2 separate regions of the Homo sapiens genome follow, and region 1 is linked to region 2. Evidence: read pairs that join two places in POLR2A ChIA-PET (ENCODE). Cell type or tissue: CD4-positive, alpha-beta T cell. All regions are shown on one strand. Region 1 overlaps SLK (STE20 like kinase). Region 2 overlaps STN1 (STN1 subunit of CST complex).

Region 1 (5,000 bases), 120 kb after region 2:
TAAAAAATTGAGCAGGCGTGTCTTCTTGAGGATTATATACAAAGAAAGTGTTTTGGACAAGTAGTTTTATCTTGGCTGTCAGCATAAATTCTATATATAATACCAGCACATAGCAATTTCTTTTTCCCTTTCTTTTTAAGACACTGGAAGAAGAGTTTGCCAGGAAACTACAGGAACAGGAAGTATTCTTTAAAATGACTGGGGAGTCTGAATGCCTTAACCCATCAACACAGAGCCGGATTTCCAAATTTTATCCTATTCCCAGCTTGCATTCCACCGGATCATAACAAAGGGAAGCATTCTGTGCGTGGGTTTGGCTCTTTCAGTATGTCATTCTGTTCTCATCTTCTGCCACAGTCTCTCAGATAGCTCATGAAGACAATCACCTGCCTCACCTTCTAGGTGTTTTCCTTTTTTGTTTTTTTTGTTTTGTTTTGTTTTTAAGCAAAGATGAAGGGAAAACGAACTAAGACAGACGCTAGGCCATGTTGGCAAAGTAGCATCTTGGTGACTAAGGTGACTTTGTATATTCATCTTAAAAATTATGTTCTTTAGACACTGCTACCTGAAAACTGTTGGAGAAATAATGTTTAAAGTTATTTAAGAAAAACTGTTACATCACTAAGTATTAATAAATTCTTCTTACCTGACGTAACTTCTCAATGCCTAAATTCTGTAGTTGAAGCTCTGCTGCAGAGAGTTGGGATAATTTTCTTTTGGTGGATCAGCTCTCATAAAAAAGCTATGATTTGCTCAAATATGCTGTTGACTCAGTAAATGAATATATTTTTTTCTTTAAATAGGAACAACCTCTTTTAAAAGAGAAAAATTATTTCAGTGATTTGTCAAAACGAATTACCTCTTTTGGCATGAGCTAATAATTGAGGGTGCTAATTTTCTTAAGATAGTGCCTAAAACACTAAATTTCAGTCAAGTCGTAAGTAGGATTTTCTTTTTGATCAACAGGGACAAAAACATCTTTAGAATTAAAAACATGGTTGTTTTGGAATTTTTGCTTCTCTTACCGTTTGATAGAAATTTTCATCCTAAAATACATGTACAAAGTTTGGAAAGATGAAAAAAAGAGGTAGCTTTTAGATTGCAAACTGGAAATGTAAAACTCATGAAATTTAAGCAATATAGGTTTAGCTATCTGTGTTTATTTTCTAAAATAATACCTGAGCTGGTTAAATGATTTCTCTCCATCTTAGCTAATTCTGTTTAAAACTCTGTCAGAGGCCTGCAGGCTGTGAGTTATATTTATAAATATATCTTCAGAAATTAATCTTAAAAGAGGCATTAGTTCAGAATACTTTTTTAAAAGTTTAAATTAAATATTTAGGCACGTCAGGAATTACTTTTCCTTATTTTGAAATGAGGCTACTTATGTCTTGGTTTTATTTTGTTCCATGTTTAAATCATTCACTTTGATTTGAGTGGGAAAAGCCTGAAGCCTTTATCATGTGGTTGCTGGTGTGTGTAATTATTAATGAAATGTTCACTCCTAGTCCCTTATGAGGCTTAGAATTTCAACCACGTGTCAGGTCAGACAGTATTATAAACTGTACTTTGCTGTCTGAGACAGCACATTTGTGAATGATGCTTGCTGCCTGCCATTTTCAACCTATTCTCTCTTAAGAGTGCTAGGTACCAAATTGTGAAAGTTTGTTTTCAGTTATATTACTTTTGAGGCTGGTGAAAAATTTAAATGTAACTTTGTGGGAACACTGATTCATATTTAGAAAATGTAAATGTCTGTAGCACTTTCTTGCAGTTAATTTGAAAACTTTGGATGCTGAACCTTGTTTGTCAGTGATTTAGATGATTTAAAAATGCATGTGTGATTTGAATTTTATAATTGTTTTGACAAGCATAATTTACTTGGACAACTTCGTAGGTAGCCTTAACTTCTGGCCAAGTTTGTTTTTTATATAAATATATATACATATATACATATTATGTATGGTTGTAAATTCATACACTTATCACATGAATGTGTTACTGTATACAAAACTCTTAATGCTTTATTCTCAAATGCTGGGTTGAAAAATGTTTTGAAAGCCTTTTAAAATATATATCTTTATAAAGTAATATTCAGGATGATGATAAAAATTGTTTATATTGTTATGATAAAAATGACAGTATAATGTTGCCCAGTGTATTTAATGATTTATTTGAAGAGGGATTGGGAAGGAACGTCTTCATACCACTTTCTCCTTTGAAATTTTCAGTTTATTGACTTTTAAAAAATGAATACCTCAGGCAGTAGACATTTTTTTTCTAGTATCATTTAATTGATACCCTGTGCGCTAAATAGTGTGTGGTGCCTGATTAATTTGGTCTGAATATTTGATTCTTTCTGTTCCTTTCAACTTGACATTCAGATTATTGACTCAAGGAGAGAGGCTCAGAGTGGAATGGTTGGCGCTGTGGGTAAGGTTGGATCTCCCTTAAAACTGCCTTTTGGATTCAGTGTTTGTGCTTGAGTTCGCTTTCAAATATGACCATAATCGTGTGGGTGCAAGACTGTACAGTGATACATATGTAGAGGTAAAGCATTCATTTTAATACTTAAAGTTATATAAATCTTTTCAAAAAGTGTTTTGTTATAAAATACGCTGTTTGTACCCATACCAGCCCACCTCTTCTGAGGCCCTGTATTCAAATAGATGATAGTGATCTATCTTTCCTGCATGAAGTGTAGGTGGCGAGTGGGCGAGGGGCGCAGACTTCTTTGAAATCGAAGGGTACAGTCAAATCTACTGCTGATTTGGTTGTTTTGTTGCTGTGGCAGAATATGCCATGAAACACATACAGACTTCTCCGAACGTGCACCCTCATCAGCCACCTCCTCCCCTCTTTCCCTGAGTGCTGTGAACACAGCAGACCTGCACACTTCTGCAGATCCAGCTCCTACAGCTTGGGGCACTAGGCTGCCTTTCCTAGTCCTGTCAACAACCATACAGTGCGAATTGCTGAATTAGCTGCTATTCTATGTGGAGTCACATTAAGCTTTTTCTTATCTTTTTCTATGGGGAAGCTATAGGGTGGGTAAGGAAAAAATGTTGAATGCTTTTACTTTGCTGAAAATATTAGAACTCTCTTGTGACAGGATACAGCAAATTATAATTAAATATAAATTACCAGAACCAGAGCTACCTCTAAGTCATACTTCCTCAAGCACAAAGCTCTCAGGCATATGAGACCCACCTTAATGAAGGGTCTCTGATTTCTTGAGCATCAGCGAGTTTCAGAAGTGACTATTTTTTTGTACTCTTCTAGTTTCCTTGTAACTATACACTTTTTCCCATTCCACACTGTGCTTAAATGACAAAGACTCTTCTGAGAAGCCAAATTCTGTCCAAGTATTAACTAGAGATATTGTTGATTAAAGAAAATCTAGAACTGAAGTGAAAGAAGAGAGTTCCAGTTCTAATAGTCTTTTGATTAACAATTCTTTTCTGAGAAATGATTTTTATAAGAAATGGGGTGATTCTTTAAATGCTTTTCTTAAGTTGAAGGCACAACAGTTAATGGCTGTATTGTTGCTATTCCGTTGCTGACATGTTTTTGATAAAGCTTTAACATTCCTGCTACTAATTTTGGCGGAGAGTGTTTGCCAGGTTTCAATGTGGGCTGCAGCTTTTTGTGCTCCTTCTCTGGTTTGCAGTGTAATGAGTTCATAAGCTAAATTTTCAGAAAGAATTTTGTTTAAGATTATGCCTCTTATCTACTTGAGAGCAACATGTCTTTTCAATCATGGGATTGACACATGAAAAATAAAGTTATTTCTTAATCAATTTTGGGAAGCAGTCTTTTATTGAGAATCTTTGAAACTGGAGTGTCCTGCCTGAGAACACTTTGCAGTTGTTGGTCCTAGTTATATTGTAAAACTTGCAGTCCCCGCAGGTCTTCTGACCCTTCCAGAGTTAGTATTCCTAGCTGTGTGTAGTCCACAGCATACACGCAAACACACACACACTCAAATGTAGTTTTTAGTGATAACTTGCTGGGGGTTGTCTTTCAGAATGCAAACCCCTCCTTTGGGAGGTGCTTAAAATATTTCTATCAGCCTATGTATATATGTGTATGTTTTTAATTTCTTTTCCTCTTGGGATGGATGATTTTTCTCACCAAGCATTTCACAAATCATATGACCTCACTTCTGCAAAAATAGTCTCTTCGTCATTGATAACGTTCATGCAAGATTCAGTAGACGCTAGGCAGCATCACTCGGCACGTGTCCAGCTGGAGGGAGGCATGGAGTGTCATTTTCTAATCTGGGAGCGTTGTGCACTATTGAGCTCATTCTTGACTTAAAAAAAAAAAATGAAACAAAAGAGGCTAACATCCATTGCCATCCAGCTGAGGACATAACCTCATATCTGCCCATCCTCTTTCTGAGTTTTGTCCAGAGAAGGTAGTAAGTTTGGACTTGTACCCTATTTTACTTGAGCTAAAACTTGATGAAGACTTTGGGTATCTTAGGTAGATCTAGTAACAAGGAAAAAACTCCTATGTCTTGATTAATCAAGATAAGGATCACTATTAAAGGGGATATAATACTTGAACCCCTAAAGCTACTTTTTTTTAAAGGGTCAAAACATCTTTTTCCCCCCTTTTTTTGGAAGTTACTTTTAATAAGTGTAAAAGCTACAATTAAAAAGTAAAAAATTCAGCCTTTGGGTAAAACTAATGAATTCTTTTGAAAAAAAATTATTTAAAAAGCACAATTCCTTTATTATACACAATAGTTTTGCTTAGTAAAACTCAAGTTGTTTGAAATCTGGAGGCTGTATGAACTAATTTTTATTTTATTTTTGTTTTATTTTTTGAGATGGAGTCTTGCCGGCTGGAGTGCAGTGGCACGTTCTCAGCTCACTGCAACCTTCACCTCCTGGGTTCAAGTGATTCTTCAGCCTCAGCCTCCCGAGTAGCTGGGATCACAGGTGCCCGCCACCATGCCGGCTAATTTTTTTGTATTTTTAGTAGAGATGGGG
Region 2 (5,000 bases):
ACTGTCACCAACCCCCGGACTTCCCAGTTTGTGACCTCTCCCAGCAGACCCTGTGCCTTGGTGCCCAGAGGTCTGGCTGCTGGAATGCCCCTGAATGGAGGCACCCTTGCAGTGCTGCACAATGTCCTCAGCAGCTACACAGTACCGCCTGGGCCGCTGGCCTTGTTTCAGCTGCGGGATGAGTCAGTGCGAGCAGGAAGCACCCCCAGCACAGGCCTGCGGTGAGTCAGGGGAAGCAGAACCCAGAACAGCAGGGAGCGGCCACCTGGCAGATGGCCCAAAAGCCATATTGTGCCTGAGGACAGCAAGGAGAGGGGCAGTTCTCCACAAGAATTAAAGTTGCAAAAGCCTCTCTACTCTCAATAATTTCAGCAGTCAGATGCTTTTTATTTTCCCAAAGCCCACAGATGTTTCATGCTCCTCAGACACTCACTCAGAGGGAAATGCTTACTGGAGAAGAGGCAATCATAGTGCCTTAATCTTTTTATAATGGGAAAAGAGGTTAAGTGAAGCTCCTTTAGACACAGGCTTAATATCTAGCCTGGTTCTAGGGCCAGGATTTTAAAGTCCTCAAACAGTCTCATTTATTTGATCTGAAAAACAGAAAACTAAAAATCAAATGCAGTTAATTTTTTTTTTTTTGGTGGGTGGGGGATGGAAGAAAGGAGGAGGAGAGAAAAATCAAACTGAGTTATATGGAGACCACAGAACACACTGGAGTCAGTAAACAGAATGGACCCACAAATCTCCATCAGTGGAATCTTGAGTAAGTTACTAAGCCTTAGTTTTCTCATCTACAAAATGGAAATAATACCTGTACTTTCTGTTTCAAAAGACTAGAGGGAGAATAATATGAAATTATGCATATAAAAGTGCTTTACAAACTGAAAGACGCTATTATTTCGTTGTTGGCATTTGGAGAGGAAGCACTGTACTATATACCACAGTGTACTGCCCATAGCTGGATACACTGTAGGAACTTAGTAAATATTTGTTGAGTTGTCTGGAGAAAAAAAGGACCAATATCTTTGGTAAAATAAAGCAGAGAAGAGATTCAGTATGGGAATTTCTGACAGGATGATCCTTTTCAGAATCAAAAAAAAAAAATATATATATATATGTATATATATGTATATATGTATATATATGTATATATGTATATATGTATATATATGTATATATATGTATATATGTATATATGTATATATATGTATATATGTATATATATGTGTGTGTGTATATGTATATATGTATATATGTATATATATGTACATATATATGTACATATATATATGCTGAGAAAAAGCAGAAAAAATAAGCTTTTATTTTTCACATGTTATTTTATTAAAAGCACAAGATAATACTCTTCAGGAAAATGAATACATGTAAAGAAATGCAATAATATTGTATCTACAAATTATCAATCATGCAGGGACTGCCAATGAAACGCTCTTGGTCACAAAGTTCAACTGCCTTCTATCTTTCCTCAAGAAGAGTAAGAATACAAATCCAAGGCACAGCACAAAAAGTGACAATGTCAATTTCAGCAAAGGTTTGGAATTTAAAGTTAAGTTTCCCACAAAATATCTAGCTTGGGCTCTTGATTATAGAGAAGCTTGGAGTTGTACAAGGCAATGTATTAAATGCTTAAAAATCAACTCAATGAAAAAAGAAAGACCTATTACACTAAAATCACATTTGAGCAATTCTCTGGTGTCCAAAATATAGAAACCCTTTATTAAGCTTCCATCATGAGGGAAAATAAACTTTCTGATAATGGGTATTTACCCCTTTGGGTATCAAAAGGCTTTTTGTTAACTGTTCTGGATATAAATATTTTAAAATTATTTTTCACATCTTCCTGTGTTGTTAAAGAATCTACTTTAACATTAATCTGGTCTTCGCTTTTTAAAGTGATCCACATAACCACATATTACCACGCTTTGCTATTTACAGATATACCCTTTGGCATCAGGTGCCCCCCTGCCCGTCCATCGATGCTCATAGGGGGCTGTATTTTAATTCTTCCACTTCTTAGCACCTCAGCAGCTGTCACTTCACTGAATTCATCAGTATCATTCCTACCCGTTGCCTCATTTTATTCTTAGCCCGTGTCTGGGGCTATAAGGGGCACCCCATAGAGAAAGTACATGCCCTTAGTGAGGGTCCCCAGCTACTCTAAATGGCTGGGGCTGCTGAAATCCAACTTTCAGCCCAGAAGGGTCAGCCTTCTACATCAACTTCATTTCAGACACAATTGTTCTTACCTCCATAACTGTAGAAAGCATCTCTTTCTCTCACTCCAATGACAGTTCCCAAGACATCTACCTGTTTTATTGGATGTCCATTGTACAAAAATACACCTAAAATTTAAAAAAAGCAAAGTCGACATAATGTATGATTACATTTTCTGCTTCAATAAATCTTAACTTGTAGGGGGGAAGGGAGTGTAAAAAAATCAATCCATGCTGTTTGCTGAAATTCTAGACTTAAGAATCAGTCCTTGACAAATGACAACGCCCCAAGAAATTCCAATGTCTTTTCCTCACAGGTCCTAAGTAGAAAGCTTGGCATTAAAGCTTGCACTAGACGGGAGAAAACCAACGCTGTCCAACTAGATTTGGTTAATGCACCCTGTTCTGAATGCTCACAAGGGGCCTGAAAACAGTCATTATACTGGGGGACCAAACACAGGACTATATTTGAAGCAACTAGAAGGAAAGAGAGAGGAAACCATGAGAAAGGCTTCTTTGGCTTTTTTTTTTTTTCAAACAAGTGCTTTTCTAAGAAACCAGTCATGATTTCTTTGAACTGGCAATAGCATTTTTTTTAAAAAAAAACAGTAAGTAGGTTACAAAACGCTACCCTTTGGGGCCAGGTTACAACCCCAAAACTTCTCTTTTTAAAACTCTGTTTTCAAAACCTAGGCTACAGATGGTGGCAGGCAACTTCCTGCCAGAGGAGAAAGCTGAGAGGGGGAACCTACCCACTGATACCCAGAGGCTTTTTTCTGACTTGGGGCCAGGACACAGAGGGGCTGCTCAGAGCAGGGAGTCCCTGATGGTCCCAGGGCTGTCCTGGCTCCTGCAGGTCTTCCCTTCTGCCTGTCCCCCAATAACCTAACCCGAGCTCCCCACTTCACCTTAAGCTACACGCACTGTGTTCCTGTCACCTGCAGCTAAAGAGTCCTGCCCAATCTCTTTTCCAGCCTCTTCCCCCCGCCCCCATGACGGCTAAATTCTTTACTTTCAGAAACAGGTTATAAACTTTCATATGGTGATTTCCTTTTTCTTTTTTTTAAATTAGACATGGGCATCTCACTTTGTTGCCCAGGCTGGTCTTGAACTCCCGGCCTCAAGCGATCCTCCCACCTTGGTGTCTCAAAGTGCTGGGAGCCACCACACCCAGTCAAGTCCTTTTTAAAATAAATATACGAATTCTAAATTAAGAAACAATGATCACCTCAGGCATTTGGCCATTCTTCCCCTCACATCAAGCATAGTCACAGCTTCTATTCTGTCCATTCATGGGGGGACCTGTGGCCTGAATCCCGACGCCCCTTATAACCCCCAGACTGGCCTCTGCTGATGGCTCTGTTTCCCTTGTAGACAAAGGGACTGAGAAAGAGTCCAAAGAATGAACAAGGAGCTTCTAAGCCTCAGTTACAGAGAGACACCAAGGGAGTGAGACGTGGTTTTAAGAAATAAGAGGTGGCAAATTTAGCCAAAAGCAAGACCCTCTCCCTCCACAGAGGCACGCTTCAAGAGATAACCTGGTGGTTGGAGATTGTCCTCAGGACCACCTTGCAGGCATGAGCTGAAGATGGCAGGAACAAGGAGGGAAGGAGCCTGGGTCACTGTGTCACCCCCAAAAAGAGAGTCACCTCCATCCAGGAAAACTTGGATTGAATGGAGACAAAGTGGTTCCAGTCTCAACTCCTGGTCTCAAGCAGAAGCCCAACTAATTTTTAAAATTTTTCATAGAGATGGGGTCTCTCCCTGTCGCCCATGCTGGCCTCAAACTCTTGGCCTCCCAAAGCACTAGAATTATAGGTGTGAGCCACTGCACCCAGGCCATAAAATTTTAAGATGTAGCCAGTTCCAACTGGCTTCTCCCAAGTTCTCACAATTGAAACTTAGTCTTTTCCATAACACCATTGATGAGATCTTCAGTCCCCTGCCCCTGCCTGCCTGCACTGACCAAACGCAAAAGGATAGGGAGCCTGCAGAGAAGGGAGATCCCTGTGTCCTGTGTAGTCAAGGGCAGGCTTCCTTATGGCAGAAGCAAACTTTAAACTAGGAAAATGAGCCTCACCCAGGGATGCCCTCTACTGCCGTACACCCCACCACTCAGCCTTGGAGTGCCTGTGTGCAGAGCAGGGCTGAGGCATGGTGCTGCTTTGGTGGTCTAGGTTTGCTGCAGGGCCAGGTGGCCTGAGCTCCAGGCAGGATCTCTGGCTGCACTCAGCCCTTTCTGCCTCCCCAAATGCTCTATATCACTATTTGTACACTGAGCAGAGTAAAGTTAGAGAGAACTGTTTTATAGAATAGGGCTGGCCCCCGCTCCCCTGGCCTACGTGATGGTCCTTCCTGGCTGCCAGGTACTTGTTTGTATTAGAGACAGACACTCCACAGGGTCTGTTGTGGCCCACAGCACATAGGCAATCAGAGGCAGAAAGCAGAGCTGTTTGGACCCACAGAGGGCCGGCTGTCTGCCACTGAAATGTCTTTCCAGTTGGTTGAGAAGCAGCAGGATGCTCTGCTGGTGATGTCTGAAAGTCCCAGGATTCTTTGGGTCTCCAAGGAGATCCTAGCATATACCACTGTCGTGGTTTTAATAAAGAGCAAAAACACTTTCAGATGGGGAGAAGAGTGGAACAAAAGGTATTCTTCCTGGGTTGAAGTCTGGGGGAAAGGCATTGAGAAGACTGGGCTAATGGCACAAACCAATGAAGTACTCAAGTCACCTGTGATGGAGGCCAGTCATCCAATGGTATCAAC

What was found. ChIA-PET counts read pairs that join two places held together with the same protein. Peaks named below come from ENCODE experiments on the same cell type or tissue, not always from the same donor. Only the 100,000 strongest peaks of a DNase experiment are listed, where the experiment ranks them.
Region 1: POLR2A ChIA-PET joins it to region 2 with 5 read pairs; 6 of 35 experiments call an interaction of 5 or more read pairs at or near these places.

What each region holds. Positions count from the first base shown.
Region 1 is chr10:104,025,434-104,030,433 of GRCh38, forward strand. It overlaps SLK (STE20 like kinase), which reads left to right. Exons shown (of 19, transcript NM_014720.4): 19 at 141-3,800. The coding sequence ends at 287. Among named protein-coding and RNA genes, the nearest start is that of MIR936, 20 kb to the right of the region's middle. In CD4-positive, alpha-beta T cell, no CTCF peak of the experiment used is centred here; a DNase peak (open chromatin) is centred at 2,908.
Region 2 is chr10:103,908,260-103,913,259 of GRCh38, forward strand. STN1 (STN1 subunit of CST complex) reads right to left here. Exons shown (of 10, transcript NM_024928.5): 3 at 2,268-2,363. Among named protein-coding and RNA genes, the nearest start is that of STN1, 7.4 kb to the right of the region's middle. RefSeq lists enhancers at 1-45, 1-38, 90-234 and a cis regulatory region at 162-164. In CD4-positive, alpha-beta T cell, no CTCF peak of the experiment used is centred here; DNase peaks (open chromatin) are centred at 212 and 2,902; H3K4me3 peaks cover 2,248 bases; H3K27ac peaks cover 4,661 bases.